Linked DNA regions of Homo sapiens: region 1 is linked to region 2. The links are chromatin contacts, found by POLR2A ChIA-PET in ENCODE. All regions are on one chromosome and are shown on one strand. Each heading gives the region's core, a stretch centred on a gene start or an enhancer-like site at or near the end of the contact. The rest is flanking DNA. Distances are from core to core; before and after follow the strand shown. Region 1 overlaps LOC107985151 (a long non-coding RNA gene). Region 2 has its middle 37 kb from the start of LINC00908.

Evidence for each region. ChIA-PET counts read pairs that join two places held with the same protein, here RNA polymerase II (POLR2A).
Region 1: POLR2A ChIA-PET joins it to region 2 with 11 read pairs in activated T-cell. The contact joins two enhancer-like sites. POLR2A ChIA-PET finds 5 or more read pairs at or near these places in 2 of 52 experiments (OCI-LY7 and activated T-cell).

Annotation. Positions count from the first base shown.
Region 1 is chr18:76,653,584-76,659,938 of GRCh38, forward strand. LOC107985151 (a long non-coding RNA gene) reads right to left here. Exons shown (of 3, transcript XR_001753506.1): 2 at 4,088-4,208; 3 at 2,734-2,896. Among named protein-coding and RNA genes, the nearest start is that of LINC01927, 18 kb to the left of the region's middle. RefSeq lists an enhancer at 5,124-5,625. Within about 2 kb of position 4,093, at least 2 of the 41 ENCODE cell types and tissues checked have a DNase peak (open chromatin) inside an H3K27ac peak, as active enhancers do.
Region 2 is chr18:76,562,365-76,567,952 of GRCh38, forward strand. No RefSeq gene overlaps it. Among named protein-coding and RNA genes, the nearest start is that of LINC00908, 37 kb to the left of the region's middle. Within about 2 kb of position 1,912, at least 28 of the 41 ENCODE cell types and tissues checked have a DNase peak (open chromatin) inside an H3K27ac peak, as active enhancers do.

The DNA.
Region 1 (6,355 bases), core at 2,843-5,342, 93 kb after region 2:
TTTTTGTATTTTTAGTAGAGACGGGGTTTCACCGTTTTAGCCGGGATGGTCTCGATCTCCTGACCTCGTGATCCGCCCGCCTCGGCCTCCCAAAGTGCTGGGATTACAGGCGTGAGCCACCGCGCCCGGCCTCTGATCTTTATTATCTTTATTTCTGTTTTGTTTTTTTGAGACAGAGTCTTGCTGTGTCACCAGGCTAGAGTGCAGTGGCGTGATCTCGGCTCACTGCAGACTCCACCTCCTCAGCCTCCCAAAGCGCTGGGATTACAGACATAAGCCACCGCACCTGGCCACCAGGCTTTTTATTACCATCAGTTCTCATGCAAACTAAGAGTGACAATTCGCACAAGTGAGACTGTCACCAAGCCATTTATGAGAGATCTGTCCCCAAGACCTAAACACCTCCCACCAGGCCCCATCTCCAACACTAGGGAACCAACTTCAACATGTGACTTGGCAGAGCCAAACAAACTATATCCAAACCACAACAGTTCCTGAAGGTGAGGTGTAGCATTTGTGTCTTATTTGAGGGATCCTTTATACATTCTGCCCATAGCAGTGTTGTCTGTCTGGGAATTAATTTTCTCAAAAGGCAGTGACTGTGTCTGTCACATTCACTTTTTGCTGATTCAGCAGTGGTGCTTGAGAACTTCCAGACTGAGTGGAAGGGGTGAGAAAGAAGGGAAGAGCAGGTCTCATGAGTGCACCAGGGAGCCAGGTACTGAGCAGTTAGGAAGAAAGACAGGTGGTGTGTGACAGACTGCCACGGTTACCACTTGAGACTGTCATTACCACAGTTACTACTGTTACTACTTGAGACTGTCATTATGACAATTGCTACTCTTACTACTTGAGACCATCATTATGACAATTACTACTGTTACTACTTGAGACCGTCATTATGAGACTGAATGAAGGGGGATGAACATAGAAATGAAAACTTAAGACAAAAGAAACTGTTTTAAAGGAAAGGGCCAGGGGAAGAAGAGAGCTCCCCGCTTCTAGTGAGCAAAGGCAGCAGCCCTGAGCTTCTCCAGCCCTTTGTATTTATTGGGTAGAAAGAACAGGGAGGAGGAGGTGAGACTGGTCAGCTGCTTAATTGATCACAGGTTCACATTATTGCTAACAGGCTCCAGATGCGTCTAATCCCAAGCAACACTTGTGCCTGGGTTGTGACTGCCCTCAGCATTCCTTCTGGGCTGCAGATGCAGTTTGTCAGTTTGCCAACATCCTGCTTTCATGAGAACAGTTTGCTGTTTACCCATATGGCCTCCAGTGGTGCACTGAGTTGATCACGACCCTCACCCTTTTGGCCTTCAACAGTGGTGGCCAAGGGACAGACTCTGGCGTCACAGGGTCCACTCACTGTGTCTCAGTCTGTTTGGGCTGTTATAGCAAAGTACCATAGGCTGGGTGGCTCATTAGCAACAAAACTGTATTTCTCACAGTTCTAGAGGCTGGCAAGTCCACAGTCAAGGCAGATTTGGGGTCTGTTGAAGACCCATTTTCTGGTTCGTGGATGGTACCTTATTGCTGTGTTCTCACGCAGTGGAAGGGACAGACAAGCAGTCTCTCTTGGGGCCTCTTTTATAAGGCACTAATTCCATCTATGAGAGCTTCAGCCTCATGACCTTATCTGCTCCCAAATGCCCCATCTCCAAATACCACCACCTTGGGAGTTAGGATTTCAATGCTTTGGGTGATGTAAACATTCACACCACAGCCTTGTGGGACACTGGGCAGGTTACCTTCAGTGCCTCATGTTCATTACCTGTGCAGTGGAGGATCGTAACCACACAGGGCGAGAATAAGGCATAAGCAATATCACTAAGGACACCGCCTGGCTAAGAGGTGGCACCAGGAAGTGACTACAGTTTCCATGTTACCTGCATGTGTGCCCCAGGAAGGTCCGACTTTTCCTCTTGGTCCACTTGATCGCCTATTAAGTAGTCTACACACTGTTACAATTTGCTAGTAGTACATCAACTACAAGTTGATGCAATGAAGTTGGCCAAAGGAAAAACGAGGGATCTGGAGTCTGGCTGGATGCCCTTTCCACGGGCTCTTCCCAGAAATGGCTGTGTCTCCCTGCTCCTGGTCCTCCAGGACCCATCTCCTCCCCATGATCCTCTCATGAGTTGTCTTCAAGAGGAGGTAGCCCTTTGCTATTTGAAACCACACAATTAATGGAGAATGCTGGAACGTACTCAACACTAAATCTACTTTATAACTTTTTAGTGTCTTTTATCTGGTGTCTCCAACTTCTGTAAAAGGAAAAGAATTTCAGCCCTAACCAGAATAGCCTTCAGTTACTGATGGTATCAGTAAACACCGAGGGCTTTGCTTGAGAAGATACAGCCACTTCTGGCCATAAATTCATTTTTCAAAGACCCCTTGCCTATAATACCTGGGCAAAACCACTCAAGAACAAATGGTATTGTTCACATTAAACAAAAAAGCAAAATTTCCAACAGCACCACCCCTGCTCATGTCCCACATCTATGGAACCAGTTCTTTACTTTCTGAAGCACAGAGGAGTTTTACTGTCTGGACATACCCAGCAGGAAAGGGTCAATCGTTGGCATTATCTGAGGAAGTCCATGTTTCCCCTTATATGACACCAATAACCAATTGCTGTCGTGAGAGATTTTTCCACATTAACTCACTTAATCCTCATAAGAACCCTATAAGGTAGGGACTATATTTAGCTCCATTTTATAGGAAAATGCGAGAGGAAAGCTGCATCACTTGCCCGATGTTACACGTCCACTAGACGGTGGTTGGGGGACCCGGGTTTGGACTGAGCAGCTCCTGCCTTTGTCATCCATGGCATGCACCCTCTTGCTCGGAGGAGGTCCCCTGCATCAGCCCAATCCTGGCTTGGAAAAGTCTCAACCTAAAATGAGTGAGAGCAGTTTGAGTATCGTGAGTAAAATTTGGAATAAATTAAAGATTTAATGTTCCCTTATTAACAAAACATAACTAGCTGTGCTTCAAAAAGAAAAAAAACACTTTTGAATATTGAAAAGGCATTTCTTTTATTTACATAATGATCTATATCCAGATGTACAGGAAACAAATCCCAGGTTATAACAATACCTACAGCTCCGAGAAAGATACCTCTTATTATGCTGTATTTCTAATACAACTGATTCTAAATACAATTGATCCTCTTAAATTCCATTTTGAAATATTTTCCCCATCTGCTTGCTTACAATCTATTTTTCAGAAGCAACTGAGTATACATTCGACATAAAACTGAAATATTTACTCAAAATGTCAATGCATACTGCTCCTGACACATTTATATGAAGGATAATTTCTTGGTGATTGAATAATTTTTAGGACTACTTTTTGAAACATCCCTTGTAAGTAATTTAGACCTAGACTGTATTTCCTATAATGTTAAGCACTCAGTAACTGTTAAGAGGCATAAATCAGCTTACTTTGTAAATTAGTTTAAGTGATCGCTGCTCCTAGGAAAAACAGAGACTGTTCCCAGTGCCCCTGATGACAGATGGGGGCCAGGATAAGGAGCATCCTGCTCTGTGGACATCTTCTTTTCACTTCTCCCCCTGCATACTTCAAAAAATTCCATTGTCGCTTTTTAAATTACACAAAGGACATTCTAGCAGTGTTATGACTGAGGAGTGCATAAGGTAAATATAGGAAAATACAGATCAACAAATTTGTATAAAAGCATATGTCAACGGCTCCTTCAAATAGGCTCCAAATTGAAGTAGTGGAAGTAACAGTTAACTTTTAGTTGCAAAAGATTAAGAGTCCTGCTCTCTCTTGTGGCACCTCTCTTCCCATTTCTCTGGAACTTTTTGCTTCAATGTAGCTCCATTTATTGTCATGGTGCTTAGGCTGGGGCACTTTGTTCTGGCCATGCAGTTATCTGGGTCTGGATCAGTCCCTTTACTGCAGCCTTTATTGGTACTCAAAGGGTGAGGCTCATAAAAAAACAGGACCAAAGAAATGCAGCCACCACAGCTCAGGAGCCAGGCTAAAGCAGGAAATGATAATGATCTCTACCAGGGCTTTCAAGAGCTCAAAGTACTGTAAGAAAATGTGAATCACGGACCGTCTGAAATGAAGCCCCTCCAAGTCAGGATGGAAAGGAGGTGCCGCCATCTAGGAGAAATGTGTGGAGTAGACGTGGATGAGCAAACCATCTGGAGTTTTATCAGCGTCCTTCTTGTTCCCTGGAAAAAAAAAATGTAAACTTTGCACAAAAAACACCATTTATTATTTATTTTTTTCCTTCCCTTCCCTTGGTAGCTTTCTGAAAAGACCAGAGCTTAATAATTCAATGATCATAAAAATTTCTTCAACTTAATGAGAAATTCAGTTCTTTCCTTGCAGGGCAAAAAATCTCTCACATTCTCACATTGTATCATGGCAGGGAACACTGCATCCGTGTGGAGAAACACCATGATCCGCTGAATAAAATCTCTCAGGAAACCTGAAGCCACTCACTAGACTGTGCAAGGCGGATTAAGATCGAGGGCGACATCGCAGTAGAGTCTATATATAGATGCCCACATGATGAAGAGCTCGAGGAAACCTTTTCTGGTCAACTCACCAAAGCTTTCAGCTACATCTGGTTATGATGGGGCATGAAACTCCTGTTACATTCTGGAAAAACAATTCAGCTGACCACAGACCACCAAGTCGATTTTTGGTCTACACTGGAGAGAACTTCCTCCCTTAGAACGTTGGAGGAATCAGACAGAACAAGGTCTGTTGCTCATCTGATCTCTAACAGGGAAGAGATCATGAGAGATTTAGAAATCAGTCTCTTGGAGGTAGATGGGTTAGAGGAATGAGTGGCAAAAAAAAAAAGACACAATATATAAAGGGAAGAAAACTGAAATCAGAAAAAGAAAGAAAAAGAACTTTCAGAAATATATGTTCTATTTAACACAGTGGATTGACCAGATGGATTTTATCTTCTCTTTTACCTAAAGCTCTGCATAATAGTTTTAAAGATATTATTCATAATAACAAAGAAAATGAGAGGAAAAACAGCAGCCAGTGAGATATTTCAACAAGGTACAGAAAGCAGGAACAGATGAGAGGTGGTAAAGTACAGGGAACGTGTCTACAGCTGAAGATGTGGACAGGAAGAGGTCGTTTACCACAAGGAGCCCAACAAAAAGGGTCTCCTTCCATAGCTGGGCCACAGGGGGAGCTCTTGCCCTCCTTCTCCATCTCACAGGGGTGGGGGCGCTCCATGCAGGGGGCCCAGGAAGAGTTTCCTCAGTGCAGGAGCCCCTGACCACCTGCTCCCAGACAATCAGAAGCCATGGGTGGGCGGCCTTCCCCCGACAGGGGAAATGAATGATGCCCCTAGCCCACAGGCCCTGCCGTGACTCAGTCTGGTTTTTAGTACCTTGGTCGTCAATGTGAAAGGACAGTCTAGCACCACAAAAGATTTGATTTAAAAAAAATAATGAAAGTTACAAAAATTAACATAGAGGAAGCAGTCTATAAAGAGAGCAGAAAAAAACTTTTAAAAAATCTATATTAACATCCTTAGGCAAATGCTGCATTCATAAAACAGCAAGATGAACGCACACGTGCACGCAGACAGAGACTAAATCACAGCTCCTGGAATTTGTAGGAATGACAACTAAAATAAAACAAAATTTCTGGCCAGGCGCAGTGGCTCACGCCTGTAATCCCAGCACTTTGGGAGGCTGAGGCGGGTGGATTACAAGGTCAAGAGATCGAGATCATCCTGGCCAACATGGGGAAACCCCATCTCTACTAAAAATACAAAAATTAGCTGGGCGTGGTGGCGGGCACCTGTAGTCCCAGCTACTCAGGAGGCTGAGACAGGAGAATAGCTTGAACCCAGGGGGCAGAGGTTGCAGTGAGCTGAGATCGCGACACTGCACTCCAGCATGGCGACAGAGCGAGACTCCGTCTCAAAAAAAAAAAATTCTGTAGAAGGTCTGAAGGATGAAGTCAAGTAAAAGTTCACAGAACTAACAAGTGCCCAAATGTAAGAGACCTGCCAAGGACCAGCAGAATGAAAGGAGACATGATCACAGGTCTGTCGTCATGGAATTCCAAGACGCCATCATTCAATAGATGATCTTGAGGGCTTTAAAATGGGAACAACAAACAAGCAGCTCCCAGGTGAAAAGGCATTAGAATGGAAGTGAGTTGCTCAGTCGCAGGGAGGCTGGAAGATGCCGCAGTGCCTTCAATATGGTCACTGTGGCCTGTATTGCAGCCTGGGAGACACAGCTGCCCAGGAGTTGATCTTTGTTGAGGCTGCATGGTGCGTGTTCACAGGGGTCCATTATGCTACTCTCTCTTTTTTTTATATATGTTTAGAGTT
Region 2 (5,588 bases), core at 662-3,161:
AGCCTCTGGGACCCAGCTCCAGCCCTTCTGCACCGCGCTGGCCTTGCATAAATGTCTCAGATGCAGGGAAGAGGCTTTGGCCACTCCTGAGATCTGCGACCCTCTTCCGAGCAGGGTGTGGAGAACGCTTTCCTGACTGCGGTTGAGTTTGCAGGTGTGCTGTGATGGGTCTGTAGCAATAACCCCAGGCTGCTCCTGCTGAGGACACCCGGGACGCACAAGCGCAAGCTGGGTGACTGCGGCCACCCGAGGGCTTGGCTGCTGTGCGACTGGACCGCAGAAAGGGCGCGGGCCTGAGCGTGCAGTCAGTGGGAAGGGACTCTCCGTGGGCAAGGCCTGGAGAAACGTCCTTGCCGAATAAATGATGCTCTTTTCTCTGAACGTGTGCAGCAACACGCAGCTGATTATGAATTTCAATGTCCCAGACACCTCACGGGGAAGAGGGTAAATATAAGAATCATAGAAAGGAGGCATCTTACCAAAACTCAGCACATTCTCCTGGGGTACAATCAGCTCCACAGCAACCGGGAGCTTTGTCTGTTTTGTTCACTAGACGCACGGCGTACGCTCCATACATATGTGCTGAGTGCTGTGTAATCCTGGTCAATAGATGGGTGAGTTCTGGCTTGGGTGAGCTGGGGTGGGCTCTGACGGTCTAATCACCACCAGAACAGAGCCAAATTAAAGTTTCTGGATGGACAAGCCTGGAATATGGTGCCTCTGCCAGGACACCGTTGGGATAGCCTCTGTTCTGCCCCAGCGCCAGCCACTTCCTCAATGGGGTGGGTTCATTCTACAACAGACCTGGTTTTTGTCTGCCCCGTCCGTGCTCCGTGAGGCCACTGTTCCCCTGCAGACCTGCCAGTCACCGATGTCCCTGCTATCTGGACGTCCCTCTGCCACCGGAGGTGCCTGGGCCGGCTCGGCTCCCAGTGGCTGCTGCGTCTGTGTGGCGTCCGGTTCAGCATCTCTCCCTCTTGGGGAGATGGGCAGGGCCAACCTGAGACAGGACAGGTGCGCTCCTACCGCTGACACCAGAGTCCCGAAGATGCCCGTCCATGGGGAGGCAGAGACCGTGCCCACTGATGCAGGAGCTGCACTTGTGCACTCAAGACCAGTAAATGCGGCCGGGTGTGGTGGCTCACACCTGTAATCCCAGCACTTTGGGAGGCCAAGGTGGGTGGATGACGAGGTCAAGAGATCAAAACCATCCTGGCCAACATGGTGAAACCCTGTCTCTATTAAAAATACAAAAATTAGCTGACCGTAGTGGTGCGTGCCTGTGGTCCCAACTACTTCGGAGGCTGAGGCAGGAGAATCACTTGAACCTGGGAAGAGGAGGTTGCAGTGGGCCAAGATCGCACCACTGCACTCCAGCCTGGCAACAGAGTGAGACTGCATCTCAAAAAAAAAAAAAAATCATTAAATGCTTATCAAACGAGCATGAGTCACGTTGGTCTTGTGAAGGCAGTTGAACCATCTTTGTCTGGATCCCCTGTGTTTGTAATAAAAGGCTGGTTTTCCTTACATGTGAGTGAGGAACCTCTTCTGGGATGACAGTAATGGCAGGACACAGCAGAGACGAGAGCAGTCTGGCCATGAGGACCTGGCTTTCTGTTGAGGGTGACTCTCATTAGGCCCTTCACATCTTCAGTCCATCTATAGGACCAATGATTTCCCTTCTAGAGGATGAATGGCTACATAAAAATAATACTTTTAGAGGCTACAGAATCCGATGATAGTTTTCTCCAGATGACTTTCCAAAAGTCCTCAGAAAACGTGAATTTCTGAATAGACTTTAGAACAGGTGTCACTGAGAAGACTGGATGTAGCCTCCTCCAGGTTTAATTTTTTTTTAATCGTGGAATTTCAAGTAAGGTGATCTGGGTTCAGAATTCCAACGGCATGATCTTAGATGAGTCATCTGACTTGTCTAAACCTGAGTTCCCTCTTTTGCAAAATGAGAAAGTGACTCATATCTGCTATATGCAATTTGAAAGGATTCGTACAATGATCAATGCTAAAATGTGCCAGCAAAATGCTCTGAACAGCATTACATCGGTGAATTCTCTAAGAAAACAACAGTGGCCGATTTCTAGGGCATGAGGTCCCTCAACTTCTCTCATTTACGTATTGGGTCCCTCATCCTTCGATATATGTAGTCAGAATTCGTGGCTGTTGTCCTTAATTCTTTCTTAAAGGCAGAAACAATAATGTCAATTCACTTCATGAATAATGTAAAAGCAATTTGCCATTTATATGGCGTTACTTAATGGTTCACAGACTATAGTGGTGGATGCAGTTGATGTTAAAGAGACTTGGGTCAGAATTCCATCTCAGCTGCTTCCTAGCTCTGTTACCTTGGGCATATCCCTTGGCCTCTTCACCTTCCATTTCTGCATCCGTAAAATGGACATATTCATACCGATTTGGCAAGATTCCTGCTGGGGGTTGGTGATCGAGATCATCTGTGTGCAACCTCCTAACAGGATCTCCAGGGCGTCTGGTCCTGTGCAGAGCTCACATCTCTGTGGGCTTCTTGTCTTGCCTCTCAAAGCTAGATGTTAGGTGTCAGGAGGTGTTGGCCTCCTGGGAGCTAGAATATTGCCTTCCAAATTTTCCAAAGCTTTTTAACATATTAGGAAGCCTAAGATATGTTAGCCAGAGTGATAGGTCAATTCACTAACCTTGAAGGCTTGAAAAAAAAATTGCTGATTCATTTTGTTTGCTGAGTACAGACTTTCAGTATTTTTGTGCTAAAGAAGATTTATTTAACATTTTATCATTTAATTAAAGAAAGCATGTTTATAATCAGTTTGTGCCTGTCCCAAATTGTCCCTTTGTCTTCCCAGACTTTGTCAGAAATTCCCTTTCTCGGAGCAAAAATGCTTTTGTGCAGGCAACATTTCTTAGATGTTTTTGTACTTAGAGTTTGACTTGAGGATATTTGTGGATGGGACTCAGATTTCAGAGTGTGGGAGGAGAAGAGGTCTGGCCAATGAGGAGGCGGCTTTGCTCGGGTCATTTGCATCTGGCCGCCCAGGTTCCAGCAGCTCCATCGCGTTGGTGAAATATATCCTTTAGGGGATGTCACGGCTTTGGTTAAGTTTTCCTTTTTACTCCTTAGCTGCTAGCGCAGTTTTAATGATAGCTGTTTCACATGTGCATGCGGCACTCATGTGGGCAGAGCTGTCAGAAGACTGTAAAGTCTCAACCATCCTGCGATTGCTTGCACCTGAGGAAGACGGAATGACGATGTTCTGCGCCATGGTATTCCTTTGCTCATTCATACACTGATTTATGGCTCGTTGTTTTCCTTTGGCTCAAGGTGACATCAGTACCTACAAAAAGGCAAATATACGTGAGAATGCTTTTATAGCAAAATCCTTGTTTGCAAAGGTAATGATGTTCTAAAACTGGAAAAAATGCAACTCAGGCAAAAGGAAGAAACCCTAGCGTGACTTTTTCTTCCTAGCTTTTGTGGGTAGTGAAGTTTTTCTCAACATGCTATCAGATTGGTTCCATTATTTAAAAGTATTTTTAACACAGGAAAAAGTTTCGTGTTTTGTATTTCGCAATGCGATTCGATCATCTTCCGCTGTTCCAGATGGTGGCTTGCACCGTGCAATCAGGCTGGATCTTACACAAGAATCCATTCCAAACCCTGAATAAGGGCCCAAGCCCAGAGAGGGACTTGTGTATCCATTGCCACAGGAGCATTACAGAAACATGCCCCCTAGGCTTGGACACCGTGGAATTCAGGGAGCAATTCTAGCTAGGAATAGTAGGGAGATAAAGATTTGTTGTTGTTGTTGTTGTTGTTGTTTGTTTTTTTGAGACAGAGTCTCACTCTGTCACCCAGGCTGGAGTGCAGTGGCGCGATCTCGGCTCACTGCAAGCTCCGCCTCCCGGGTTCAAGTGATTCTCCTGCCTCAGCCTCCCGAGTAGCTGGGACTACAGGCGTCCACCACCAGGCCCGGCTAATTTTTTGTATTTTTAGTAGAGACGGGGTTTCACCATGTTGGCCAGGATGGCCTCAATCTCTTGACCTTGTGATCCGCCCGCCTCGGCCTCCCAAAGTGCTGGGATGACAGGCGTGAGCCCCCGCGCCCTGCCATGACGGGACTTTCTGACGTGGCGCTGTGTCTGGGCTCGCCCTTTCCTCGGATCCCACCTCTCCGGAGGACGGGGAGAGTGCTGGGTAATCCTGGGAGTTCCTAAAAGCCAGCACAGAAGGCAGGGGTTTCTTTCTCTGGGGGACTTCGGAGGAGGTGGCCACTGGTCTGAGAAAGTCTAAGTGTAGGTTGGGACTTCGGTCAACTGGGACTTAACTATGCCACTCAAACTGGTGTGCATGCAATGCCACTTCTGCTGGGTCTGAAGAGGGAGGCCCTGCACCAAGGCCACGTTCATAAGACACAGGGTGGAGAAGAGAGATGGCATCCCATGGGGAGAGCTTGTCTCCCAAAGACTGGTCCATCTGTTGAAAGAGGCTGTCCTCTCCCCTTATTTCCTGAGGAGCTGCCCAGGAGGGCTCCCTGCTTCCCTCTGGCCTTCACATTGGCCACCGGGACCAGGAGGAGCCCTCCCTCTTCCCTTCCCCTACCTGTCTCTCTCTCTCTGTCTCTCTCTCTGTATCTCTTTGTCTCTGTTTCGCTCTGTCTCTCTCTCTATGCCTCTCTCTGTCTTCCTCTTTCTGCTTCTCGTTGTCTTTCTCTTTGTTTCTGTCTTTCTGTCTTTCTCCCTCTTTCTGTCTCTCTCCCCCATTCCCCCGTCTCTCTGTCTCTCTTTCTTTGTCTCTCTCTCCTTCTCTCTGTCTCTCTCTCACTGTCTCTGTCTCTGTCTCTTTCTGTCTCTGTCTCTCCCAATCTCTTTGTCTCTCTCCCTCTCTCTGTCTCTCTCCCCACCCCCACGTCTGTCTCTTTCTCTGTCTCTTTCTCCTTCTGTCTCTCTCTCTCTCTGTCTCTCTCTCTCCCTGACGGTGTGGTGCATTCTCTGACCCTCCCCTCCCCTCCTTACCTTTATGACTGGCAGGTGGAGAGACAGCTAGTGACTCTTCTGTGGCCCATCTTGGGATGTGGCCCTGGGCAGTACTCACTGGAGGTGGACAGGACAGCACTTGCCCCTGAGGGCCCAGCAGTCGGCTCAGGTCGCCCGTGTGCATAGAGAGGTGGAAGGTCAGCTTCCACTTCTGTGTTGGTTTCCCTAGACTCTGCCACAACAGAGCATCACAGAGCGCGAGTCCTAAACAAGAGGAATTTATTCCCCCACAGGTCTAGGGAGGAGAGGTCCAAGATCAAGGACCGAAGGTGGGTTCCTCCCGAGGGCAGGGTGGGAGAATCTTTCCAGGTGCCTCTCCTAGTTTCTGGTGGCTGCTGGCACTCTTGGGCATTCCTTTGTGTGAGGAAGCATCCCCTGGTCCCTGCCTTCATCTTCACAGGGCCTTCCTCCTATGCGCATGTCTGTCCCCGTAGCCACATTTTCCCTTTCCATAAGGACACAGTCATATTGGATTAGGGCCCACCCTATTGACCGCATCTTAACTTGATCATCTGCAAAGATGCTATTTCCACAGAAGGCCACACGCA